Regions from separate parts of the Mus musculus genome. Here region 2 is linked to region 1. A link is a loop called in an ENCODE intact Hi-C map of the cell type or tissue named here. Cell type or tissue: heart. All regions are shown on one strand.

Region 1 (2,500 bases):
TCTTTACTTGTTCTGACTTTGTAGTCTTCTGTTTTATCCTCAACCTTTGAGAAAATTCACTTTTAACTCCTGTAGTGTGCTTGGGGGAACTGACTATAAGTTACAGCCCACGTGTTTGAGTTGAGTCTGACTGTGACTTCTGATCTAGTTATCTGATTTGGGGGATATGTTTGAGGAGTTTTCTTTTATAACCCTGATAAGCTTTCCCTCTGATACTCACAGGTTCCAGCACCAAGCCCCAGCAAGCTGAATATCTTCTTTTTTCATGGTACCCAGCAGATCCCACACTCTCCTTGTTACTTCTTCTTAACTTCTCTGCATTTTCAAGTTGCCTGTTTTCATTTATCCTTTCTTTCCTTGGCTCTATTCTGCTCTTGGCTCCTGTCATCAAATTTTAAGTTTTGCTTAGTGTATCAGCCACCTCAAAGATTTTAGTTTGATTTTAAAAAAAATATTTATTTATTTATTTTATATGAGTACACTGTAGCTGTCTTCGGACACACCAGAAGAGGGCATTAGACCCCATTACAGATGGTTGTGAGCCACCATGTGGTTGCTGGGAATTGAACTCAGGATCTCTGGAAGAGCAGTCAGTGCTCTTAACCACGGAGCCATCTCTCCAGCCCTTTAGCTTGATTTTTAAATATTGCCCTCATGTTTCTGTGAAATTTCTTTGTTAGATTATTCATTTCTCTGTGTTTCCTCAAAGTTGTTCCAAGGGTTTCCTGAAACAGCTGCTCTGAGGTTTCCACTAAGAGTTACGATGTAGTCTAATGTCATCGATTTCTGGCGCCATATTTTGAACGTTAGGTAAGACCATGGATCTCTGGCAGTGCCTGTTGATGCTCAATGCTGTCTGCACATTGAAGGGTTAAGTATTTGTGCTTGCTTAATTTTCCTACCTAGAGTGCCTTCTGCAATTTTATCATTAGATGGCACTGGTGAATTGTTTAAAACCCCTCAGTTGGTGTTTTATTATATTTCAACACTAGAGGGAGATCCAGGCTCAGTTTGTTCCAAACCCTAAATTGGAATGCTGCTTAACTGGAATGAAGCAGGACTTTAAAAAGGTGCTATGCGCGTATGTAGCAGATGTACAGCTTGGTCTCGAGCAGAATCTTACCTTGACTCCGTTGCTTGCCTGTGGGTCGGTCCTATTCCCCTAACTGGGCTGTCTTGTCTGGCCTCAGTGGGAAAGAATGTACCTAGTCCTCCAGTGACTTGAGCCTACAGTGGCTTGAGGTACCAGAGTGGGTTGGTACTCAGAGCAGACTTACCTTTTCTCAGGAGAGAAGGGGAGTGGGCATAGGGGAAGAAGCTGTGCGTGATGGTGGGGCAGGGACTAGGAAGGTGGGGTGCTGCAATTTGGATATAAAGTGAATAATCAAATAATTTGATGGGGAAAAGGGTGCTCTGTTCCCACGACCGCACCCTCGCCTTAGGTAGATCCAGAGAGTTTGTCCATAATCCTTGTGGGAATCTGCCCAGTTCCTGACTGTGGAAGAACCAACTTCAGGCTCTCATTCTACAGTTTGGCACATGCGTCCCTTTATATTCCTTTAGTGGAAAGTCTTCTCTCTGTGTTATGCTGTTTGGATTTTGGGAAGAACTGGGACAAGCAGTTGTGTGATGACCGAAAGTAATATGTTGGCTAACACCCTCAGCACGAGCTCAAAGCCTATTGAGACCGAGTAGCACCCATGCAAGATAAAGGGCCACACTTCTATATATTGCCAGGTGCTGAGCTAGGCACATGGATCCAGACTGTTGTAACTAGCTACAGATAGTAATGGCTGGGTGACATGTCTTTCTCCGGCACTGGGACTGTTGCAGAGTCTCAAATTGTTTAGGTCACTAGTCTGACACTGAGTTCTAGGGCCGTCCTGTCTTCGTGGCACTCATGCTCCTGGCAAATACACTCTTGTTCCCTGTTGTGCTGTCTAAAGTTGTGGGTGGTTTTGTTGATAGGGTCCCTTGGCTTTCCAGGCAAATGCTAAGCTGGTTAGCTTAGGGTCCTACGGCCACGAAGATCTGAAGTCTGTGTGCAGACACATAGATCTGTTCTGTGTGTGTACAGATCTCCATCAGATGCTGTGGGATACGTAGAGGCTTACTATATAAGGTTGGGTTTGGTGTGGGCATCACTGTGGCAAGCCCTGGTCTTGAACTACAAAGTCTTGAGGTTAACTTTTATGTCCTGTTCCACAATGTTCAATCTTCTTCCTCTGCTGCTCAACGTTAAGGGAGTGGTGGTGCTGTCTTGGCTGCCTGCCTAACGTGGTTTCAGAGGTTTAATCTGTGGGCACTGTCTAGGGCACAGAGGCTATGGATCTGTGACACTGGCTTTCACTGTAGTGGCCCTGATACCTGGCTTTGAGTCTAAGGCCTTGATTTAGTTCCTCCTTCTCCTACCTACAGGCTTCACACTGCTTAGAGCTGAGAGAGGACAGCTAGAGACACGTCTTGTCTTCTTCATTGTGCCCTTCCCGCTTACATTCTG
Region 2 (2,500 bases), 150 kb after region 1:
TTAATATAATGCACGCAGATAGTCGAGAATGAGGGGATTCCCCGGGGTTTGTGAACTGTGTTGCTTACACACAAAAAAAGAAGCAAACAAAGATTCGGTTAAACAGCTCATTCAACTGCAGTCATTTGCAAAATGTTTAGGAATACGTGTATAAACTAGACTTTTTGAAATAAACAAAACTACCTTTAAACAGATAAACAACCAAACAGCAAGTGCTGAGAATATTTCTAGAGAAGCCCAGGTTTTAACAGCAGATGCCAGTAAACTGACTGCTCAGAATATCACTTCTGCTACTACAGTGGTTGGACAGATCTTCGGTAAAGCCAACAATGAAAGCCAGGTAAAACACAAGATTTTATTTTTATTCACTTTACATACTTCTCCCTCCTGTTCACTCCCATCCACTAATCTTCCCCCTCTATCCCCCTTCTCTGAGTGGGTGATATCCCTGAATATTTCCCCACCCTGGCACATCAGGGGCTAGGCACATCTTTTCCCACTGAGGCCAGGCAAGGCAGCCTAGCTAGAAGACCATATCTCAAGGATAGGCAACAGCTTTTGGAATAGTCCCTGCTCCAGTTGTTTAGAACCCACCTGAAGAACAAGCTGCAAATTTTTTTTACATATGCACAGGCAGGCAAAGGTCCAGCCTGTGTATGTTCTTTGGTTGGTGGTTCAGATTCTGAGGGTCCCAAGGGTCCAGGTTAGTTGACTCTGTTGGTTTCCCTGTGGAGGTCTCACAATCCTTCCCCCTATTCTTCTACAGGAGTCCCCAAGCTGTATCCACTGCTTGGCTGTGGGTGTGTGCATTTGTCTGAGCCAGCTGCTGGGCCGAGCCTCTCAGAGGACAGGCCATGCTAGGTTCCTGTCTGCAAGCACAACATAGTACCATTAATAGTGCCAGGGATTGGTGCTTGCCCATGGGATGGGTCTCAAGAGGGAATCTCAGTCTCTCCTCTATTCCCCATTCATGAATTTTTTTATAGACAGGATAAATTTGGGGTGGAAAGTTTTGTGGGCACTCCACTGGTGTTCTTGCCTGGCTATAGGAGGTGGCCTTTTCAGGTTCCATAGCCCCGGTGATGTGACAGCTAAGGACAGCCCCATTGATTCTTGGGCACCCCCATCATCCCAGGTCTCTGTCACATCCTGGAGATGCCCTCCACCTCTCCACCCCTGTCTGTCTCCTGTCCTTCCCCACACCTGATCCTGAATCCCCCTCCCCACTCCCACCCAGTTCCCTCCCCACACCTGCCTCTTATGACTATTTTATTCCCCCTTCTAAGTGAGAGTCAAGCTTCCTCACTTGTGTCTTCCTTCTTGTTTAGCTTCTTTGGGTCTGTGTAGTGTAGCATGGGTATCCTGTATTTTATGGCTAATATCCACTTATAAGTGAGAACATGCCATGCATGTCCTTTTGGGACTGAAAAATCCAAGCTTTTAAGTCGTAAGAGGTGTTTGGGATTGTAGCCTATTGATAGTGTTTCATTAGCGTATGTGGGGCCTTATGTTTGATTCCCAAAACCTAAAATGGGAGGAACATCCTGAATTCTATTCCTTACACAGTGATTTGAGTGATGTTTAAGTTAATTGGGCAGAGAACACTTCCTAGGGAGATGCTCAAAGAAGTTAAACTCCTTGTCTAAACATCCTCTGGAATTAACGTGATGATTATTATTATATTAGATATTCCAGCATGTCTTAGAATAAACCAGTCTCTTTATTAGGTACAGATTAACAATTTTATTAAACTGGGTCATCCCTGTTCTATCCCAAATAAACTGTTTTCCTACACACTTGCTCTGAAATATGCCTTTTAATCTCTGCATTTGTGTCAAGCATACTCACAGGTTGGTCTCTGGCTTTCTAAAAAGCCCTAAGTGAGGTTTACAGGTCTAATATCATGGCCTGCTAAATTCTCAACCATTAAAAGTATACTTGACATTTGTCATCAATGGAGTTCTTAATTTGGTCAGCAGGGTTGTAAGCTATCAAAATGATGTACATCAACACAGCTCATTTCCTTCATGATTTTCAGATAACCTTCTTTCAAAAACTGTTTTACTTACCAAAGGTTCTTTGAAAAGTAGGTTTTAAGTAACAAGGTAATTAAAGACAGAATTCAAAGAATATGCACTTCTCCCTGTAAAGTTTAGTTGGTAAAAACATGTAGGAATGAAAGGCCAAGAGACTATATCTCTGACACACCTGAGTGTTCAATTATTAGAGAACAATTTTACTGATGGCTAAAAGTACACCTGATACTAAGTATTTAAGTTGTGCTAAGTATTGTGGGCTGTGAGGTTTGGATAGCCAGCACTGCAGCAATATTTGTGTCTACTTTTATCCAAGCCAAGTGTTTTTGTGAGCAGAGAGAACTCAGTGAGTGACTTTATCATGAAGTCAAATTCAAACTCCTAAGCCTCCTCCTTCCCCAGCTTCATTTATGTTTTTACTTCTTATCATGGGTCTTTCTTTTATCTCAGGTCTCAAACTGAAA

What was found. A loop is a pair of places that touch in the nucleus more often than their neighbours do. Peaks named below come from ENCODE experiments on the same cell type or tissue, not always from the same donor. Only the 100,000 strongest peaks of a DNase experiment are listed, where the experiment ranks them.
Region 2: it touches region 1 in a loop (11-fold over the local background); 33 of 42 quality-filtered maps call a loop at or near these places.

Annotation. Positions count from the first base shown.
Region 1 is chr16:56,918,943-56,921,442 of GRCm38, reverse strand. All of the region lies in intron 1 of Lnp1 (leukemia NUP98 fusion partner 1), which reads left to right. Among named protein-coding and RNA genes, the nearest start is that of Lnp1, 7.7 kb to the left of the region's middle. In heart, a CTCF peak has its summit at 949; no DNase peak of the experiment used is centred here.
Region 2 is chr16:56,768,053-56,770,552 of GRCm38, reverse strand. It overlaps Adgrg7 (adhesion G protein-coupled receptor G7), which reads left to right. Exons shown (of 16, transcript NM_172825.3): 5 at 194-340. Among named protein-coding and RNA genes, the nearest start is that of Adgrg7, 27 kb to the left of the region's middle. In heart, no CTCF peak of the experiment used is centred here; no DNase peak of the experiment used is centred here.